Linked DNA regions of Mus musculus: region 1 is linked to region 2. A link is a loop called in an ENCODE intact Hi-C map of the cell type or tissue named here. Cell type or tissue: left cerebral cortex. All regions are shown on one strand. Each heading gives the region's core, and the rest is flanking DNA. Links, peaks and the distances in the headings are about the cores only.

What was found. Hi-C counts contacts between places; a loop is a spot of excess contacts. Peaks named below come from ENCODE experiments on the same cell type or tissue, not always from the same donor. Only the 100,000 strongest peaks of a DNase experiment are listed, where the experiment ranks them.
Region 1: it touches region 2 in a loop (2.6-fold over the local background); 1 of 42 quality-filtered maps calls a loop at or near these places.

What each region holds. Positions count from the first base shown.
Region 1 is chr5:123,919,892-123,925,273 of GRCm38, forward strand. Denr (density-regulated protein) reads left to right here. Exons shown (of 8, transcript NM_026603.4): 5 at 2,289-2,372; 6 at 4,840-4,956. Among named protein-coding and RNA genes, the nearest start is that of Ccdc62, 8.1 kb to the right of the region's middle. In left cerebral cortex, for the core only: no CTCF peak of the experiment used is centred there; a DNase peak (open chromatin) is centred at 2,473; H3K27ac peaks cover 358 bases.
Region 2 is chr5:123,734,481-123,739,846 of GRCm38, forward strand. Rsrc2 (arginine/serine-rich coiled-coil 2) reads right to left here. Exons shown (of 10, transcript NM_001005525.2): 5 at 5,012-5,215; 6 at 2,079-2,201. Among named protein-coding and RNA genes, the nearest start is that of Rsrc2, 12 kb to the right of the region's middle. In left cerebral cortex, for the core only: no CTCF peak of the experiment used is centred there; no DNase peak of the experiment used is centred there.

The DNA.
Region 1 (5,382 bases), core at 62-5,061, 190 kb after region 2:
CGTTTGTGGAGCAGCAAGTGAGCTTTATCATTAAGCACTTTGAATGATAGGTGAATCGAACATCTTTTTCTTCATGTAGCCCTGCATATAGTCACTGTGTATCAAGATTGGCCTCAAGCTCCTTACCCTCCTGCTCCCACTCTTGTGCCAAATCATGGGGGACAGAACATGCCGCCATGCTTCTGGCTAAATGTAATTCCTTCCCAGTTGGCTGCAAGGCTAGTTTTCTTTGATGAACATTGACATTTAGATTGAGTCCTTTCTGTTATATCCCTGCAGCTGCCATGGTAATAACAAGTTGCTTATATTGTATTTTTATTTCTATCTGAACAATACAGGTTGTTTTGTTTTGGAGACAATCTCACCATAACTCTGGCTGGCCAGAACTTTATAAATGTTGAGAGAGAGAGGGAGGGAGGGGAGAGAGAGAGAGAGAGAGAGAGAGAGAGAGAGAGAGAGGATGGAAGAAAGAAAAATGTTGAGAGGGAGGGAGGGAGAGAGAAGGGATGGAAGAAAGAAACGAAAGTTTCCCTTATTTGTTTGTTTGTCCTGGAACTCAGTCTGTAGACCAAGCTGGCCTCGAACTCAGAAATCCACCTGCCTCTGCCTCTCAAGTGCTGGGATTAAAGGCCACCACTACTCGTCCTTTTTTGCTTTTTTATTACTTTTAGATTTTATTTTTTATTTCATGTATATAGATGTTTTGCTTGCATGTATTTCTGTGCAAAACATGTATGCCTGGTGCCTGTGGAGGCCAAAAAGGGTGTAGGATTTCCTATAGCTGGAGCTACAGATCACTGTGAGCCACCATGTAGGTTCTGGTAGTCAAACCTAGCTCCTCTGCTAGAACAGCAAATGCCCTTACTTGCTAAGTCACCTCTGTAGTCCCATTAGAAATTTTCTTGATCTGAGTATTTTACTTCCCTTCCACATGGCTAAAAAAGAATCATAATTTGTGAGCTGGGCATAGTGATGTGTCCTATAATCCTCCTACCTTAGTGGCTGAGGCAGAGCCTTGTGGGGTGTTTTGTGTTTTGTTTTTAGATTTTTGAGACAAGGTCAGCTGCCACAGAGTCTGCCTATCTCCTAATTTCTCCTTCCATTCTCTCAGAGGTCACCCTAACTGCTCTTAGGGGACTTGGGGAGGAGGATGTGTGCAGCAGTTCCAGTGCCTCAGAAGGAGTCTGTGTAAGGTGCCACAATAAAACTTTACCAGGGGCAGTGATCTAGGGCATCCCCATTTGGGGATGGTGTGTATCTTTGGAGCTTGTCATATGAGTGTGGTAACATTTGTAACATTGTCTACCATGAGATGTAACTGTGGAGGAAGCCATTTGTCAGCTTTAAGAGTTCAAGGAGTAAACTGGGCGTGGTGGAGCACCTTTAATCCTGGCTTTTGGGAGGCAGAAGCCAGTGGATCCCTGAGTTTAAGGCCAGCCATATCTACATTGAGTTGCAAAACAAGCAAGGTTACACAGGGAAACCTTGTCTCAAAAACCATAAAAAGCAAACAAGAAAAAAACAATTTAAGCTTATGTTGGCCATTGAGTTTCTTTGATTGTAATCTCATGGGGAACGTTAAGATACAAAGTTAATGAGGAAAAAAATTTGACATCTTGGTTAGCAAAAGTTTAGTTTAATAAGATGAGGCATAACTTTGTAGCTGGCAGAAACATTAGAACCTTGTAGGCTGATTGGCAGCATTTTACTAGTAAAATCCCTCTGTTCATAGTCCTCAAAAAAAAATCCGAGACAAGCCTCCAAAATGATACAGTCTAGACAGTCTAGAGGTTTTGATCAGGTTTCTTTTTTCTGTCAGTTAAATAATTTAAAAAATAGGAAAAATGCCAGGCGTTGGTGGCACACGCCTTTAACCCCAGCACTTGGGAGCAGGTGGATTTCTGAGTTCGAGACCAGCCTGCTCTACAGAGTGAGTTCCAGGACAGCCAGGGCTACACAGAGAAACCCTGTCTTAAAAAAAAAAAAAAAAAAAAGGAAAAATCTGATAGCAATAGAGAAATCTCAAGCATACAATCAGCAGTTGTAGAATGGTGTTTACTGGGGGTAAGGAAACACCCGCCAGCCAGCACAACTGGAAGCCAAAACATCCAAACCTTGCACTTCGATCCTCCTGCCTCCACCTCAGTGCTGGGATTAAAGTAGGGCCAGAACCCAGGGCTCTGTGCACTCAAGCCTCAGCCACATCCTCAGCAGGTGATTTCTTTCTTCTTTAAAAAACATTAGTATAAAATGATGTTCATGCTCTTCCGCTTCATTATTCTATCCAGAAAATTCACCCAAACAAGAAACTGGAATTACTGAAGGCCAAGGACCAGTAGGGGAAGAGGAGGAGAAGAAAAAACAAAAAAGAGGTAAGGCCTACCCCAGTTGTGGTTTATGCAAACGTTCCCTCCCTTTATAGAAAGCAGGTGGAGAGAAGAGGGCTGTGAGCTGAGGCATATGTGCTTGGTGACGTGAGCGGGCATGGTGGCTCGTGCTCCAAATGTTAGTGTTTGAGAGACTGGGGCCAGAGGACTGCTGGGAATTCAAGGGCAGCCTCAGCTACATAGAGACTCTTGACTCAAAAAAAGAAAAAGCAAAACTAGCTAGGCATGGTGCGACACCTTTAATCTCAACACTTGGGAGACGGAGGTGGACAGATCTCAGTGAGTTCCAGGACAGCCGGGGGTTTGTAGAGAGACCCTGCCTCCAAGGGAGAAACAAGACTTACTCAAAATACATGCGTGTTTGCCCTATGTGCATTAACATGCAGCCATTCTGCTGAAGGCTCCTTTGTATTGAAGTGTTGCTTACACTAAGCTCTGTCCTCTCTAAAACAGTCTTCATGCTGGAGCGCCATCCCGTTCACCTCTTCCTCGCTGTTTTGTGACTAAAATCAGCTCTTTTTTTTTTTTTCTCCCCACGATTTAGTTTTATTTTAATTGTATATGTATGGGTGCTTTGTCTGTATGTCTATGCACTGTAAGCATGCTTTGCCCATGGAGATAGGCAGTAGGAGTCCTATCTCTGGAGCTGGAGTTACAGGGGCTTGTTAGCAGTCATGTGGGCCCAGGAACCAAAGCTGGGCTCATCTTAGGAGCATCAAGTGTGCTTAACTGCTGAGCATATTTTAAAGATTTGCCCTCCCCTAGCTTCCCTTCGGTGCTGGGCATTGGACCTAAGGCCTTCTACATGCTACTTGAAGAGAGATCTCTGCCAAGTCTATGGCTCCCTTTTCTTCACTGTTGTCATGTGTCCTCAGTCAGACCTCTGTACTAGGTGGACTGTCTTCCCACCCCCACCCCTGTCACTCACTGCTGTTCCATCCTGTCTTAGCCTGACTTTATTTAACCTTACTGAAACTGTGGTAAAAGTCACCAGTGTCTTGGTATTTGCTAAGTAGAAAGAACACGTGAACCTTTCTGAAGTGTGAATTTCTCTCATTCGTCTGTGTAAACCTCTTTTCTTCCAGGTGTCCCTTAAAAAGGACTTCCCAGGCCCTCATTCTGCTCATTCTCCCAGGCTGTGTCTGTCATATCTCTAACTTCTGCTCCAGTGTATTCCTATAGTTCCTAAATCTGTATCTCTGCATCTGGAAATGTGCCTGGTCCCCACAGGTACCACACATGACGCGCTTCCAAAGATAAACTGACTGGTCCTGAATTGACGTTTTATTTCCCCCTTTTTGGCAAAGGTAGCACAATTATTCTGTCATCTAATCTGGAAACCCAAGAGCTGTGCTGGGCTCTGCCCTCTTTAATAGTCCTGAAACCAGCCCTTTCTGTCCCTCCTGTACTTTACTCTGGGACTAGCAGCTGTTACGGAGGCCACACTGGGTTTCTTTTTTGCTGAGTTTCTGCTGGAGTGAGTGCAGGAGCAGTGATTGCCTCCCCTTCCACCTTACTCTCATGGACCCACCCTTCACACGGCAGCTGACATGATCCTCACAGCTATGAATCTTTCTTTTCCTTCTTTCTCTCTTCACTGGTTATGCTTTGCCCAATGTAGTGATGCCTGGGCTTGGCTCCCATTCCTTACTGACTTCTGACATCCTGTGCTACCTAGCCATAAGCATTCTCCAGCAAGACAGTGCACTCTCTAAATGTAATGTCTTTTTCTCTTGGACTGCTTATATATATGTGTCCAGCCGTTTGTCTTCACCTGTGTACTCCCCTTTATCATTCACCTTAGAAGTCACTTCTTTGAGGAAATAGTTCCTGTTTGTTGTTGTTATTTATTTATTTATTTTTTATTGTGTTGGGTGGTGTCGGCTCACACTTTTAATCCCAGCACTCAGGAGACAGAGGCAGGTGGATTTCTGAGTTCCATGACAGGCCTGGACTATACAGAGAAACCCTATCTTGATAAAAACCAAAACTGTATATATGTTTACTGTATGTAGAGGTGATACACATGTGTGGAGTCAGAGGACAATTTGTAGGAGCCAGTTTTTTCCTTGTATCACATAGGTTCTGGGGTGATAACAAATCCATAGGCCCTTAAGTGGTCTTACTGAATAAGCCAGGCTGGCCTTGAACTGAGTGCTGCGATACTATAGGCCTGCACCACCATGTCTGGTTTAACACCCCACCACCTCTCATTTTAATAGACTGTGAGTCTGCAGGATGGGACCTGTGTCTTGTTTATCTTTGCACCCTAAGTCCTTCGTGCAGTGCCCAGCACATAGTAGGCACCAGTTGGTAAATGTTTATTGGATAAGTAGCCTGGGTAATTTTGTATTAGAAAAGAACTTAAAAATGAAGCAGAAGACTCAACATTGTGCAGTGTTTTATAACTGTGAAGAAGGAAGCAATTGATGTGAGTTCTTTCTTAATGAAGGTGGAAGAGGTCAAATAAAACAGAAGAAGAAGACAGTACCACAGAAGGTCACGATAGCCAAAATTCCCAGAGCAAAGAAGAAATACGTGACGAGAGTGTGTGGCCTTGCAACTTTTGGTGAGTTGAGATGTAGTTTGTTTCTTTGTTTTCAGCCTCAGAATCTAGCGGCTTAGGTGATGAACTGGAGTCTGTCTTATCCTGAAATAGCGGTTGTGCTGTGTGCTTGTGTTTGTGGCTTTGGAGAAGCTGCATCCCCAGCTTCCAGATATCTCTATGCCAAAGAGGTGCTAACGGGGGTTTGCATTTCTTCCCATTTTTGTTTTGTTTCATATGTATGGGTGTTTCACTTGCATGCATGTCTGTGCACCATGTGTCTGCCTGGTGCAAGAGGGTGCTGGATTCTCTAGAACTAGAACTAGAGTTACAGACACTTGGAGCCGACATGTGGGTGCTTTGAATCAGACCTAGCGCCTCTACAAGAGCAGCCAACGCTCTTAACCTCTGAGCAATCTGTCTTTCTGGCCCTTGTTCTAAAAATTGTTT
Region 2 (5,366 bases), core at 1-5,000:
TGGGAAAGAATTTTACCCTGGGTAAAACCAATTCATCTACTTTATATTCAAAGAAGGGATCACAATAATCTTTAATTTAGAAGATGACATGCAAAAACCTTTCATCACAATCTAATAAAGAAGACAAACCAAATTAGGAAATCTATGACTAAGAAAATAACTGGTAACATAGAATATAAATGTCAATATAAAACAAAAGAAATTATACTTTACACTAAATTACCATGTTTGTTCAGATTCATTTCTTATACAGCAGAGTATTCCTTGAATGAGAAACCCCTTTCAAATGTTATCTTTCATTAATGTGGTCCAAACCAGGCAGGATGGAGGAAAAGGTTATTTTTTTGTTTTGTGACACATGTGCATTATAGTGACAGTTAACAGGTATTTTCAATTTTTCTCTTTTCTAGAAGGTATCTATCTCACATGGCCTCAAACTCAGATAGCTAGAATGACCTTATATTTATGATGATATCAGCCAAATGCTAGGGTTAGAGATGTGTGCCACAGTGAGCTATCAGCAGATACTTGCTTTAACAAGTACTTAAATTACACAAGATATGTCATAACCTATTATCCTTTTTTCCTTTATTAAGCACATAAGATAATCTTTGAGAGCAAGTTTCTAATTATGTTAATTAGTAAAATAGGTCACAGATCATTTATTTTCAAAACTGCTTTAAATTCTGACACTTAAAACCAAACAAAAGAAACATATTTACATGTTTCTTTGTTTTGTTTTGGAGTCAGGGTCTCTCAGCAGATAGCCCCTGATATCTTAGAATTCTCTATGTAGCCCAGGCTGGATACAAGATGTACTCAAGACGTTTATGGACTTCTGCCTCCTAAGTACTGGGACTGAAGGCATGGACTAACACTTCACACATTTCTTTTAGAGGGGTTTCCTATCTCCTTGTGATACTAACATCACTGATAATCTATATCAAATGGCTTAATAGTAGTAACAACTTTGTATTTTTTCTTTTTGGTCTTACATAGGCCTAACGCTGTCCTCAAAGTATTGATATAGTCAAGAATGACCCTGAATTGATTCTCCTGCCTCTTAATGCAAGAATTAACGATGAATACCAACATATACAACAGTCTATAACTTTACCTTAGTAACAGTTAAAAAAGAAAATGTAACAGATATATGTAAGAAATAGAAAATTTCAATGCTTGGAAAATACTGTCAGTTAATAAACAAATCATTATAAATTAGATTTCCACAACTCCGTCGCTCCAAACAAGACAACTATTGGTTGCGCTTGTAGGGCCATTGCAGGTCGGAACCAAGTCCATTCACTAAGGTGAATGGATGAAGAAGGGGTGAGCTCACACCTTTGCTGCTGTTCAGTGGAGTTTCTGCCAGGCTGGCTTCACAGGGCAGCAGCACATCAGGTTACACTGTGAGAACTGTATTTTTATAATGAAAAAAAAATACAAACTCAATTTTGTAAGAAAAAAAGAAAAAGAAAAACCCCAAATCCAAAAAGTATAATTTTCAGAATATGCAAAAAATTGCAAACATGTTCTTCGCTCTTTGGCTCCTGCATATTTCAGTTATCGACTTGCTCTAATGTGGCCAAACAACCACCTGGCACTCATAAACTTTGGAAATGCAACATCCTTCCTACACTACAAGATAATAAAGTGGCTAATGATATGTACCTACTAAATCTAAAAACTGGTGACAAAAATCTCAGTGTTAGGTATTTTGTCTTAAGAGAAAAGGGAAGAGACAAGAGGTCCTTGAGCCATATTTCTAACTCAAAGTCCTCAAATTCAAACAAAGACATTAAAAGCCTAAATATATGATTTAAAAAAAAAAAAAATCAGGTAACCCCAAAGGCAAAAATGTCAGTCTTCTTGAATGTGCAAATTAAAAACCGGCAAAATCACCAACTAAAAACCTACTCAGATAGTTCTGTATCATAAGTGTACAAAAGCATTTATGGTTAGGAATTTTTTAGAGGAAGGTATGATTATTCTGGGTTAAAAGCTTGTCTATACAATTGACCAGCTACTTAAAGTTGAAAAAGAAAAAAAAAAAGAATTACATGGGAAAAGATACGTACCTCCTAGCTAGTGCTTCTTGAGCGTCCATTGCTGTGTTTCTGCCTCTGAAGGGAGGTGGACTAGGTGTCCGGCTTAGGCTTCTGCTAAATCTTCTTGGTTTTTCAATTCTCTTCTTTCTATCTCTAAAATAAATAGTAGATGTTGTAAGAAGCCATGAGTGCTGTGAACGGAATAAGAGCAGCCAGTGCTTGTAACCTCTGAATCATCTCTATCCCCAACAATCAATACATCCTTTATAAAGTAATTCTAAATTTCTCATACACATGGCCAGTTAACAACACCCATGCTATAGCTGGAATCACACTGGCTATTTCCAACTTTCTAACTGTATACTTAGTGATGCAAAGATTAGTTCAAACACTGTTCATTCTGTATGTTTGTATGTACACAATGAGGACTTAAATATTCCTATTTTAAGCTGAGTTATTAACATCTCAGATAATAGTTATTAATCACTAGATTAGAAAAATGCAATAGAAAAAAACTCATCCAGTGGGTTTGAGTTGGGCTCAGATGGTAAGAGTACTTGCTGTTATTAAGACTGAAGTTCAGCAGCCAGGCGTGGTGGCGCACACCTTTGATCTCAGCTCTTGGGAGGCAGAGGCAGGTGGATTTCTGAGTTCAAGGCCAGCCTAGTCTACAGAGTGAGTTCCAGGACAGCCAGGACTGTACAGAGAAACCCTTTCTTGAAAACAAAACAAAAAAACAAAACAACAAATCCCCTTACCCCCCCCCCCCAAAAAAAACTGAAGTTCAGGCTGGGTGCCTAACAACTGCCTGTAACCCCAGATAAAAGGTATTTAAGCGTCCTCTGCTGGCTTCAACTTGTATAAGGCAAACAGGTTCTTGTGCAGGAAGGAAGCCAGTAAAGTCAAACACAGATGTATAACATGTTTTCTGTCCAAAAGGCAGGAAATGGATGTGGTTCAAATTAATAGCCTGGTGATCTCTGGGCTACCTGTATGGACGGTCATGCCACCAGTTCCTCCAGACCCTTACCTTGAGTCTATCTCTGTCAATCTACAGCACTATCCTTCCAAATACCCTTAGTTGCATCTATAGAACCCATCTTCATGGAAGATGTCACTTGTACTACACAAGAGTTTCAACTTATTTAGTAGGCACTGGATTGAGTTACTTGTCACCAGTAAAATGCTATGTTTAAATATGCATAAAATAAACTACTGAGTGTTAGATTCTCAAAGTAGGCTATCAAGTCATATTGTATTGGACTTCCTTCTTGCCTCTTAAACTAATTGCCTGAAAATAAGTTACAACAGACTATATTTATATGTATATAGAATTATATATATGTACTTAGCAACAACTAATGAAAAATATAGCCATGAATTTGAAGGAGAGCAGGGAGGGGTATATTGGAGGGTGGAAAAGTAGGACAGAAATGCAAATAAAATAATCTCATAAACAAACAAGGGACTGGAGAGATGGCTCAGTGGTTAAGAGCACTGACTGCTCCTCTAGAGGTCCTGATTCCCAGCACCCACATGGTTGATCACAACCATCTGTAATGGAGTATGATCCCTCCTTGTGTTGTGTCTGAAGACAACCACAGTGGTCTCACACATATAAAATAAACAAATCTTTAAAGAAAAAAATATTAATAAGCTTAAGAAAAATTGCAGATCTTGGTAGGTAGAGGCAGGAGGAAGTCTTAGAGCTGAAGACCAGCCTTGTCTATACAGAGCGCCATAGAACCGGAAGGAGTAAGAACTACATGGAGACCCTTTATCCAAATACAACCCCCAAAATTCTAATCCCAGCAATCACAGGGATTAGAGGATAGCTTGGCATTTTTGGCCAGCCAAAGAAGACAGTGAGACTCTTAGCTTGACCATAACACACACTACAATCTAAAAAAGAATAACGACCCCCCCCAAAAAAAAAAGAAAGGAAAGAAAAAGAAAGAAGCTGGCTCAGCGTGAAGCAATGCTTGCTGTGAAAGCAAGAGAACCTGATGTTAAATCCCCACAGCTTATGAAAAAAGCTGGACATGGCTGTAACCCTAGCATTTGGGAATCTCAAGAACTTCCAGCCAGGCTGGCTGACATGGCAAGTTTCAGGTTTTCATCAGTAGAAGAGCATGTACATGCATGTACAAGTGCACAGAGACACCCTCACCCAGTGGCTAGAGATGACGAAGCAGAGAGAAGAGAACCTAGATTCAACTCACTGCATCAATACAGAGGTTCACAACCACCTATAACTTTAGTTCCAAGTCCTCTTCTGACCTCAGATACTATGCATGCAGCAACAGCACACATACACTCAAGCAAAACCACTCAAAAACATTAAAAAAAAAATCAAATAGGTAAATTAGAAAGACAAAATCCGCCAAGTGTGGTGGTGCACACCTTTAATGCCAGCACTTAGGAGGCAGAGGCAGGCGGAATTCTGAGTTCTGAATTCTGACCAGGCTGGCCTGGTCTACAGAGTGAGTTCCAGGTCAGCTAGGGCTACACAGAGAAACCCTGTCTCGAAAAACAAAAACAAAACAAAACCCACCCCAAAAACACCCAAAAAACAAAAATCCAAAATCCAAAAGGTCTGACATGCACAGCGTTTATAGTATATATAGCATAAAATCATCAAAATCAGCTCTTGTGATTAAAAAAGAAAAAAAAAAAACAGCCAAACCCCATAATGACTTTAGGTTACCTGTATCTTCATATGCATGTGTAAGGATATGTATAGCACTTTTCTTTGTCGCTCAAGGCACAGAATCCTTAGACAAAGTATAGTAAAGCACGCTCACTGAGACAACAACTAGGCCCTACATTTCTCTTTATGATGATGCAGTGATTTATTAAAGTATATATTAAGTCAATCGGCAAATAAAATTGTTGCATACAAATTGAGAAAAGCTAAACAGTAAGAAGTCTGCTATACTTTATTCAGGATAATAAACACTTACCGACTTCGACTCCTTGATCTGCTCCTGCTTCTAGTCCTATGCCTGTGTCTGGATCTGGATCGGGAACGAGTTCTGATCCTTCGTTTCCTATCCCTGCTTCTAGATCTTGACTTCTTCCTGTCTCTGCTTCTGGATCGAGACTTTTTCCGATCCCTACTCCTCGATCGAGACTTCTTCCTTTCCCTGCTTCTACTGCGATGGCGCCTGAAATTAAAGTGTACAAACTCATGATTGCTCAGATAGCACAGGTTCTTGCTACATATCCCAGGCAGACCTTGACCTTTTGATCCTCCTAATTCCTGAAAAATCCATTCTATACCATATAAAGCAGTTAACCAAAAACCCCAAAATATGC